2 separate regions of the Homo sapiens genome follow, and region 2 is linked to region 1. Evidence: read pairs that join two places in POLR2A ChIA-PET (ENCODE). Cell type or tissue: GM12878. All regions are shown on one strand. Links, peaks and the distances in the headings refer to the core of each region. The heading gives the core; the rest is flanking DNA.

Region 1 (5,711 bases), core at 1,016-5,015:
TCCCAGCTGCAGGACCACTCAGAATCTAACATAAGGGGCCGGGTGCAGTGGCTCACGCCTGTAATCTCAGCACTGTGGGAGGCCGAGACGGGCAGATGGCTTGAGTCCAGAAGTTCGAGACCAGCCTGGGCAACATGGTGAAACCCCGTCTCTACTAAAAAAATATAAAAATTAGCTGGGCATGGTGGTGTGCACCTGTAGTCCTAGCTACTCAGGAGGCTGAGGCATGAGAATCGCTTGAACCCGGGAGGCAGAGGTTGCAGTGAGCCAAGATCGTGCCACTGCACTCCAGCCTGGGCCACAGAGTGAGACTCCATCTCAAAAAAAAAAAAAAAAAAAAAAAATCTAACACAAGGTACATTCTAGAGCTCCAGGCAGGAGCTGGAGAGGGGAATTTGCCCACATCTGTTGGTGCACTTGGTCCGTTCACGCACATCACCCAGTTGGGAAACATTGCACGTGTCCTGGTCCTGAGTCTTCCCTTTGCCTCTGGACACTAGTAGTAAGTTACAGTAAGGTAATTTTTCCAAAACGTTTCAGAAACTTTAGGGCAACAGAGTCCAGGGGACCTTTCACTGGAAAAGCTCAATTTTTCTCTAAACTTTAATTAGTCATTGTAAATGGTGCTCCTATTTTCTGAAGACTTTTATAAAAGGCCTCAAGAAAAATGCAAATTGAAACTACACTGAGATACTATCTCTCACCTATGAGACTGGCAAAAATGCAAATGCTTATCAACACATCCTGTTGGCAAAGTCACAGGAAACGAGAACACTCATATGTTAGTGGTAGGAAGGCAAAATGGTGCAACCCCTCAGCAAAGGAATTTGGCCATATCTAATACAAGCTGAGTATCCCTAATCTGAAAATCTGAAATCCAAAGTGCTTCAAAATCTGAAACTTTTTAAGCATTGACATGACACCCAAAGAAAATGACCAGTGAAGCATTTCAGGTTTCAGATTTTTGGATGAGGGATATTGAACCAGTAAGTATAATGCAAATATTCCAAACCAAAAAAAAAAAAAAAAAAAAAAAAAAAAAAAAAAAAACTGAAATTCAAAACACTTCTGGTCCTAAGCATTTCAGATAAGAAATACAACCTATAATACAACAAATACATTCACCCTTTAACCTACCAAGCCCGCTTTCAGGAACTTATCCTGGAAGATACACATCCATAACTTAGGTAAAAAGCTGACAAGAAATGTTATTAATATAAATCAAAGCATTGGGCTAACAAGGCCAGAACCTACTGATCATCTTCACACCGCAAAAAGAAACAAGCACAGAGTGGTGCCTCCTGATGGAAGTAACACCACCACCTAAAAACATTCTTACTAAAAAAAGAAAAGAAATCCAACTTGAATCAGATCAAGCCTCTCAAACTATTACGCCCATTTGCATAAATAACAAGAGACAGAGGAACACGTTCAATGACATCATGTGAATTTCAGCAGCAAAACCCAACATTAGGGAAATTCTATAGGACAACCAAATTACTTTCTCCAACAAATAAGCTGTCAGGGGAAAAAAAGGAGGGAGAGTAGAAAAGAAAAGACGTAAGAGACACATCAACCAAAGGCACTCTGTGGCCCAAACTGGACCCAAACACCTGAAGAAATGCAAGAGCTCACTGGACACAAGATGCCTAGTAAATGGGGTACAGGGATTAGAGTTATTTTCAAAAGGAGTCCATAACTTTAGGAGACATATTTATGGATTAAATGGGATTCTGGCATTTGCTTCAATAAGGCCGTGAGAGCTTAGCAGATGGGGTGGGGTCACCACCGAAACAAGATTGGCAATTGTGCAGGTTAAATGGGGTGAGGGGTACAGGAAGGTTTCAGTATACTATTCTCTCTGCTTTTGTGTTTGATATTTTCCATCATTAAAAGCTTACATGTGTACACTTCACATAGATACACATAAAACACACATCTGTGTACATATTCTATCATTAACCCAGCGAACATATCTGTGGCCAATTCCTCTCTACAACAATCAACAACATATATAGATTTAAAGTAAAATACAAAAGGTTCTTTTTTCCTTACTTGGACCCAAGTGTAATGATGAATTTCCTTGCTAGCCAGGAAATTCACCAAGATAAACAAGGCAAGCTTAAAATGTTATAAGCAGCCAAACTCCTAGTGAGGTGCTCTGGAAAAGAATACACTGGATATTCTGGGAAGCAAGAACAGCAGGAAATTTTCTGGAGGAAAATCTCAGGCCACTGCCTTAAGCAATGTTGGTGATAAAATCAGAGATGCTTCATGTTTAGGTATAACAGCTCACCTGCTATCTGTACGTATAGTCAGGATTTCCCAGTAGAGATGGGGTAATCACATTTTCAATGCTTGAAAAGGCCTTCTAAAATTTCTCAATTAAAAAAATATACATTTGCATGATTCAATCCAAACCTAAACACCCAATGTTCAATACCAGAAAAATAATGAGGCTGTTTTCATCTCATAAGCTGTGGAACTCAGAGAAAGGCTACCAGATTATCTTCCACTTACAAAAATATTTTAAGAGTGGCACGGGTGCCTGGGTTTTCTCTTCTTCCTGTGAGGCTGTGTCTGTCCCAGAATAAAGTAAACATGCACAGTAACAACGCAGCGTCAGACAGAGCCAAGGCAACGTGCCCATTAAACAACAGCTCTGGGCAGCTCCCTCCTGAAAGCTAACTTGCCCCTGGTCAGGCATGAGGTGGGGTGGGCCCCTCAGGACCAAGGCCAGGTCCAGAGCCTTCCCCAGGCCACTCCTTGGCCTCCAGGGGGAGGGCGGGTATTCTCATGAGCTCAGGCAGACAGGAGGAGCCTCCCCTTGGCAAGTGGCAAGTTTACAATTGCTGTTCCCAAGCGTGGGATCTTGATAATGAAAGCAGAAAGACAATCCAAACAGCACTGGCCCGCCTCTCTTCCAGGAGCACAACTTGCGCTCCGTTTTGGCCGCAGGTGTTAAGTTAAAATTCTCGTTATTCTGGCTCCTGCTTCTCTGTCTAATGCCCCTAGGGAAACAGAGGCTGCCTTTTCCTATTCTTGAAACCACTGCAACTACAAAAGATGAATTCACATCCTAGCCATGCTAAGGAGAAGGGGGTTTTCTCAGTCAGCAGTACGTTTCAGTTTCTAAATCAGTCCATCTACAGCTGACACTGCTATATGGCCTTTGTCTTCAAATAAGGAAATGGAGTTCACCAGAACGATGGAGCCAAGGCAAAGCAACGGGCGCTGAGCCCAGCAACCCACTACAGAAACCATGGCCATGAGGGAAGTGCCAGACGTGGCTCCCTGCTGATGCTCAGGGATCCTGAGCAAACTCAGACTCTTCCTGAACCCCAGTCACCTTCCTCAGAGCTGCAAATGAGAATGACATTAACTGCAACCTCCGGCACACACAATGACTAACATTAAAACCACCTACTGGGCCGGGCGTGGTGGCTCATGCCTGTAATCCCAGCACTTTGGGAGGCTGAGGCAGGCGGATCACCTGAGGTCAGGAGTTCGAGACCAGCCTGACCAACATGGTGAAACCCGGTCTCTACTAAAAATATAAAAATTAGCTGGGCATGGTGGCGTGTGCCTGTAATCCCAGCTACTTGGGAGGCTAAGACAGGAGAACTGCTTGAACCCAGGAAATGGAGGTTACAGCGAGCCAAGATTGCACCACTGCACTCCAGCCTGGGTGACAAAGACTCCCCATCTCAAAAAAAAACCAAAAAAAAACAAACAACTACATATTGTCCAGAGACACTGTATCACAATGAGAGACAGCTACAGTGTGGCCTAATGAAGGTAGAAAATTCACCTCAAATCCAACTAGGTAGTCCTAATAACTTTTGGTGACCTGTCACAAATCAAATGATTTGTTTCTGCTTATTCTTTATCCACCACCTTAGCCAAAGTGACACAGGATGACACTGCCACAGCACACACAGTCGCATCTGAGGAGGTGTTGGAGTATCTGGAGGCTGGCTGGAGTGGGGGGCTAAAAGGACAAAACACACGTCGGTGCATTTGGAAAGCACTCTGGCCTATGCACCGCATGAATGACAAAACCAGCAGCCGGTTAGTTGGAAAAGAAGCTTGATTTGCTTAAGACAAAACTAAAGAAGAGGCCGGGAACGGTGGCTCATGCCTGTAATCCCAGCACTCTGGGAGGCCGAGGCGGGCAGATCGCCTGAGGTCAGGAGTTGGAAACCAGCCTGGCAAATGTGGCAAAACCCCATCTCTACTAAAATACAAAAATTAGCCAGGCGTGGTGGCGGGCACCTGTAATCCCAGTTACTGGGGAGACTGAGGCACGAGAATCACTTGAACCTGGGAGGGGGAGGTTGCAGTGAGCCAAGATCACACCACTGCACTCCAGCCTGGGCGACGAGAGCAAGACTCTGTCTTAAAAAAAAAAAAAAAAAAAGCTAAAGAAGAAGCTGTGCTAATACTAACTAGGGTTAATAAAAGGAAGCTCTGACTGTAGATCCAAAATGCACACAAACACATAGCTGGGTAATGGTAGATAATTACATCTGTACCTCACATTCCTTTATTACCTCCCCATAAAGAGCAGTGCTGCAGTCACGTGTGTCACCTCATGCATCTGCATGCAGGATGAAAGACGGCAACATGGTGCCCACCTGCGTCAGTAACAGTAACCACACAGAGTTGGACTAATTGTTTCGGGCTGGGCATGTACCAGGTGCTGGTGCTGTCCTCAGTATAACTGAGCACAGTGATTGCTGTTATGGACTGTGTGTTTGTGTGTCCTCCAAATTCTTATGTTGCAGCCTTACCCTCTAATGTGATGGCATTTGAAGGTGGGGCCTTTGGGAGGTGATTAGGGTTAGATGAGGTCACAGGGTGGGACCCCATGATGGGATTAGGAAAAGGAAGAGAGAACAGAGTTTTTGCTCTCTTAGCCATGAGAGGAAACTGCGACAAGATGGTCATCTGCATATCAGGAATCGGGCCCTCACCAGGAACCAAATATTGGACCTCCAGCCTCCAGAACTGTGAGAAACAAATATCTGCTATTCAAGTCACCCAGTCTATGGTATTTGTCATAGCAGCCCGAGCTGCCTAAAACAATCACCATTTGCAGATGAGAAAAGTAGGTGCAGAAGGCGTGCGGCACATGCGCAAGTTCAGCAAGGAAAGCCAGTGAATGGAGAGAACGGCTCAGCAAACCTTCAGACCCACACCAGCACCATTTCTCAAACACCACCTTTAGTTCATGAAACCTGCAGACTCGATACAGCTCACTAATTGTAAACAATTCATCCCCAATCTCTTAGTAGGGATAACGTTCTTATTGTAAAAATGAGAACAGGAGGAAGACCTACAGACTGGAATGTCCAAAGGAGCTTTCCGTGATGATGGAAATCTGTCACCTATGGTGTTCAATACAGTAGCCACCAGCACGGTGGTTCTCCACTGGGAGCAAATGTGTACTTTAGGGGACACTTGGCAATGTCTAGAAACATTATTGGTTGTCACAATACAGGTGGAAGGTGCTACTGGCATCTAGCGGGTAAAGAGTAAAGACAACATTCTTTGTGTTTTTGTTTGTTTGTTTGTTTTTGAGAGACAGTCTCGCTCTGTCGCCCAAGCTGGAGTGCAATGGCGCAATCTCGGCTCACTGCAACTTCGGCCTCCCAGGTTCAAGCGATTCTCCCTGCCTCAGCCTCCCGAATAGCTGGGATGACAGGTGC
Region 2 (5,552 bases), core at 741-4,740, 94 kb before region 1:
AAGACCACTAACCAAGAGACTTGTACGACTCCCAAGTATGGGTGTGTGACCACAGCTGACCCTCTCTGCCCCTCTCTCAAAAGCCAGGACCCTGGGATGCTCCCTCCCCTGCCCCTTCAGCCCAGTACATGGCACAGGGAATGAAACAGCACCGGCCCCTTTCACCCTCGCAGGGACAAGCAAACCTTTTGTCATTAATTAAAACTGTTTGTCTCTGCCACAGATAATGTTTAGGGCTGGGACTTTACAGAAAGTTCAGCGCTATCTTCACTGCCAGCTGTGATTATCTGTCATTACAGAGCAGAAAATCCTAAGAAATACACTCTTCAGTGTCAGCAAAATGAAAACCTTCAGATCCTCTGGGTAGTCATCTCGCACCCTCAAAAGGGATCCTCTCAAAAGTTATCACAATATTTGCAACCATTATGGCCCTTAACATCTAGAAGTGGGGACCAAGAAGTTTAATTCAGAAGAGATTGAGAACTATATATAAAAAGCAACCTACAGGTAAGCAGTGAAGTCTTTTTTAATGTTTTTGTTTTGTTTTTTGTTTTGTTTTTGTTGTTTTTTGTTTGTTTTTTTACTGCTCCATTTCATTGGCTGTGAAGCAATGAAGTCTTGGAGGAACCAGCAAGGAGCCGACAGCCCAGGCTCAGCTATGGGAATGGGCCCCAGTGGCTACTACATAGATTCCCATTCCTCTCCAATCAGACCAAAGGAAAACAGACATCAGGAAAATGGGGGCGAAGTCAGGCATAATCACAGGAAAAGTCCAGGAAGCAAGTTATCTAGGATCTTTTAGTTTATCCTGTTTTTCTGAGAACTGCAGTTTTAGTAAACAAAAGTAGCAAAATTAACATGCCCATGTTAGCTACATTCTAGAAACTGCTCTGTGCTACTCAACTGGCTTGGATCTAGAGGAAGAGTCTGGATTACCTGGGGGAAGTCAGGCATTCCCCCTGCCTGTCAACTTTCAAGATATCTGCATTTGGAGGAGTAGCAGGAAGAATGGATGAGGTGGCTGTCACCTTGAGACCTTTTCCTTCTGACTTGTACAGATACACACAGGTCTGTAGCAGCAATCTCTTACAGCATTTTTAAAGAGGTAATTCACATACCATAAGATGTACTCTTTTAAAGTGTACAATTCAGTGGTTTACAGGAAATTCACAAGGCTGTCCAATCATCACCACTATCCAATTCCAGAACATTTTCACCCCCCTAAAAATGACCCCCTACCCATTAGCAATCACTTCCTTCTCCCAGCCTAGGCAGCCACTAATATACTTTCCATCCTATGCGTTTGCCTATTCTGGACATTTCGTATAAGTGGAATCATGCAGTAAGTGGAATCATGCAGTATGTGGCCTCTTGCATCTGGCTTCTTCCACCTAGCATAATGCTTTCAAGGGTCATCCAGGCTGTGGTGCGTATCAGTGCTTCACCCCTTTTTATTTATTGCTGAATAAGATTCCATTGTGTGGCTGTATCACATTTTGTTTATCCACTCATCAGCTGACGGCCATTTGGGTTGTTTCTACTTTTGGGCTATTATGAATAAGGCTGTTAGGAACATCTGTGTACAAGTCTTTGCATGGACATATGTTTTCATTTCTCTTGGGTATATGCCCAGGAGTGGATTGCTGGGTCAGATGGGAACTCTGTTTAACCTTCTGAGGAGCTGCCAGACTGAAATCACTTTTCTTGAGTAAGCTTTTTATTGAAGTAAACATGTATTCGTAAAATGCAAAAATCATAGATGAACAGCTCCACACATTTTCACAAAGGGAACTCACCCATGTATGGAGTGCTCAGATCATGGGACGAAACATGACCAGCCCCTAGACACCACTTCAAGCCCCCGCTAGTCCCTGACCCACCCCAAAGGGTAACCACTATCCCAACCCTCACACTATAGATTACTGTTGCCTGCTTCTGAACTTTAAAGAAATGAAATCTTGTTTCCAGCTTCTTTCATTCTATATTATGTTGCAAGATCTACCCATGTTGTTCAGTGTAACTATCTGTTCATTCTCTTTGCACTGTAACAGGGGCCACCAAACTTTTTCTGTGAAGGGCCAGAGAGTAAATATTTGAAGATTTCTGGGCCATGCAGTCTCTGTCTAGACGACTCAGCTCCACCGCTGTCATTGCAAAGCAGCCAGAGACCATAGACACATCAATGCCTGGTGCTGTGTTTCAATAAAACTTTATTCGCGGACACTGAAATATGAATTCCATATCATCTTCATGTGTGGCAAAATATTATTCTTTTGGTTTTTTCTCAACCATATAAAAATGCAAAAACCATTCTTAGCTCATAAGCTGTACGAAAGCAGGCAGTGAGCTGGAGTTGGCCCACAGGATCACGAACTTGGCCGACTCCTGTTTCACAGTATTTGACTGAGGAATCAGCCCCAATGTAGTTATCCATTCTACTGCGGGTGACACTTGGGTGATTTCCCATCTGGAGCCATTACACTTTGTGCTGCCATCAGTATTTACACCGTCCATAAAACGCTGTGGTTGAAGCCCTTCCACCTGTTCCCTCTGTCCTCTGCCCAGCAGTGGCCAGGTGCCACAGTACCTGCCAATGTTTATGCCAGTATTCCCCTCCCAAATCAGACCATGTCAGATTATTTGCCAACTTGCTCTATTAGCTAATCCCCAGATGACTTGGACAGATGGAACGGAAAGTCATAACTCAGATTAAAAGATTAAGAGTCTCCAACAAGCAAGGAAGGCCACCCTAGAGGCAAGTCCCGGCAGGGTCCCCTGCCAGCGTGGGCAGGGTAGAAACTGCTACTAAAACCACCTCCGGCTCTCATGAGCCTCTCCCACAAGCTGTTCCTGCCCCTTGCTCCTTCCTGTTTCCTCGTAGTAACTTAACTGATAGGAGTTTGCAAATGTTTCTGAGAAAGGTCCAGGTGGGAAATCTTTTCAGCTTCGCGGGCCATATGCCATATAGTCTCCATTGCGATTACTGGACTGTGCCATTGTACAGCAGAGCAGCCACGGACAATATGGAAATGAAGGGATGTGGCTGCCTGCTGACAACACTTTATTTACAAAAACAGGAACAGGCTGGATCTGGCCTGCAGGCTGTGCTTTGCCGGCCCCTGCTTTACACCATGGGTGTTTATTGGGCATCTGCTACCTGCCAGGCCACTGTCCAAGGCACCAGAGCTACCAGCACATTTGCGGCCCTCACCTCCCAACAAAACCCAGCAAACAAATAATCGTGACCCACGGGGACAAGTATAATATAAAGACAAGTGGCCACAGTCATTCCCCTTAGGATTATTTAAGGGAAGGAATGAGTTTCCAGAAACCCAACAATGCAACTAAAGGATGTCACCATCAACATTTCAACCTTAAAGCTTTGGGAAAATAAAGATGAGTTCCTATTACACACATACACACACACACAGAGAGAGAGAGAGAGAGAGAGAGAGGGAGAGGGAGGGAGGGGGAGAGAGAGAGAGAGGGAGGGAGGGAGAGAGAGAGAGAAAGAGAGAGAGAGGGTGGGAGAGAGAGAGAGAGAGGTTTCTGTGAGATCCTACAATCAGAAAAGTTTCTCCAAGTAATTAGTGATCCGAATGCTTCAAGATTCCGGGTGCCTCGGCTCATGAATAAAAATATGATCATACCATAGCGCTAACAAAGTGTTCAAGATCATCACAGTTACCTGTAGTGTTCACATGACACCATGAAAAGCATAGGACACAACAGAAATTCTAGAACACACAGCCAGAGGAGAGGGCCCAAGAACATCAAGTTCAGAGACAGGCCATGGTCAGACGGCAGCTAAAAATAAACATCTCAAAAGCTTCATTTCTTACAGATTTTCCAGGAGCCCCAGTGACTCATCACAAGCAGCCTTTACCGAGCTGCTTTTCTTCCAACCTTGTGGATTACGAGAGGTGCTGGCCTCAGTGGCTGCTGGCTGCTGGCTGCCAGTTCCTTGGTGCTGGGAGCCCCTAGTCTCAGAGGGGGCTTCACTGCAACCCAAGACGACTGCTGGTTCAGCTCCTGCTGGTCCAACAAGCCTGTATGAGGAATGCTTCCCCCTTTTTCCATCTCCTCCAACCTGTAACTCCTACCTCGTCAGAAAGAGAAGGCAGGACAACCCTCCCAAACCTACCACGCCTCACCTGCCATCCTCCCCACGGCCTTCAGACCCTAAGCTGGAGCTCCTACCCAGGTCACCGCAACCTCCTAACTGCGTAGCCCACCACTCCAGCTCTGCCCAAGTAATGCCAAGGTAATTCCCTCTCTGACCCACGGCCATTCCTCTGTCACCTTCAGTGGCTTCTCATCTACCCACCCTTTGACTCAAGCACTTCCCAAAGTATGCTTGCAATGAGTAAACACAGAATACAGAGCAAAAGAATCCGGATGCATCCAAACACTCTGTGTGATCCCGTTTACATCATGTTCAAAAACGGGCAGAAGTAAATTAACAAAGCTCAGGAACCAGAATTCTTTGGTAAATCTACAATGAAAAGTAGAGACGTAAACACAATAGAAGTCAGGAGAGTATTCTGAGGGGCAGGGAGGTGAGGGGACTGGGGAGGGGACAAAAGATGACAGCAGCAACAGTCTTTCCTGACTTGAGCAGAGGCATGATGACACAGTGTTCCTTTTACAATTCGTCCAGCTATATGGCAGTGTAGGGCAGCCTGGAGGGGAGGAAGAGCTCAAGGGGGTGACAGAAAGGTAGGGCTGACAGCAGGGCACAGGGTGGGGGGAATTAGGGAGCAACTGGGCTCCGCAGGTTGCCATGGGTGTCACCAGCCCTGCTGAGCTGCAGTCTGCTCACCTGCAATATGGGCTAACAAGACCACCTCCTAGGATGGTCCTGAAGACTGTTTATAAAATGCCCGCCCTGGAACAGGGCCCAGCTGTTCGTTGCCACATAACAGATATTTGCTAAATGAGCTTGTTATTGGGTGAAGGGTCAGCGGAGGACTTGGGTCCGTAAAGGGCTGCTAGAGTGGTCCAAAATAGCCATTTGTGCCTCCATCAGAACTCTCCCAGTCTCCTTCAATTGCTAACAAAGCTGGCCCCTGGCCCCAGATGTGGCACAGAACCCAATCTGGCCAATGACAGTGCCCCGACCACCAGGCACAATGACCGGCTATGGGGATGAGCGTGGGACCCATGCAGGGCCGCACACATGGACGAGGGGGAGAAAGGAAGTCTCTCTTTCCACGGTAGTGGCTAACTTGGAACCACCAACCCTACCAAGGGTGTATGGCGGGAGGGAATGAGGCCAGAGGCAGACACCAAAGTGTCCCCTAGAGACCATTCTGCCCCCAGGGGATGCTTGACAATGCCTGGAGACATTCTTGGTTATCACCTCTGGGGAGGGGGATTGCTATGGCATGATGTGGGTAAAAGCCAGAGATGCTGCCCAGCGTCCTAAATGCACAGGACGACCCGCACAGAGAAGAGTGATCTAGCCCCAAATGACCACAGTGGCAAGTTGAGACAGCTAGAAAACAAACAAGCCAGAGACCCAGACAGACGCCTTCCAGTTCCTGAGCCCA

What was found. Peaks named below come from ENCODE experiments on the same cell type or tissue, not always from the same donor. Only the 100,000 strongest peaks of a DNase experiment are listed, where the experiment ranks them.
Region 2: POLR2A ChIA-PET joins it to region 1 with 5 read pairs; 3 of 35 experiments call an interaction of 5 or more read pairs at or near these places.

The regions. Positions count from the first base shown.
Region 1 is chrX:10,080,460-10,086,170 of GRCh38, reverse strand. All of the region lies in intron 6 of WWC3 (WWC family member 3), which reads right to left. Among named protein-coding and RNA genes, the nearest start is that of WWC3, 68 kb to the right of the region's middle. RefSeq lists an enhancer at 2,785-3,285. In GM12878, for the core only: no CTCF peak of the experiment used is centred there; a DNase peak (open chromatin) is centred at 3,130; H3K27ac peaks cover 1,604 bases.
Region 2 is chrX:10,173,849-10,179,400 of GRCh38, reverse strand. The region is part of intron 2 of CLCN4 (chloride voltage-gated channel 4); the gene reads right to left. Among named protein-coding and RNA genes, the nearest start is that of CLCN4, 20 kb to the right of the region's middle. RefSeq lists an enhancer at 4,580-5,552. In GM12878, for the core only: no CTCF peak of the experiment used is centred there; no DNase peak of the experiment used is centred there; H3K27me3 peaks cover 173 bases.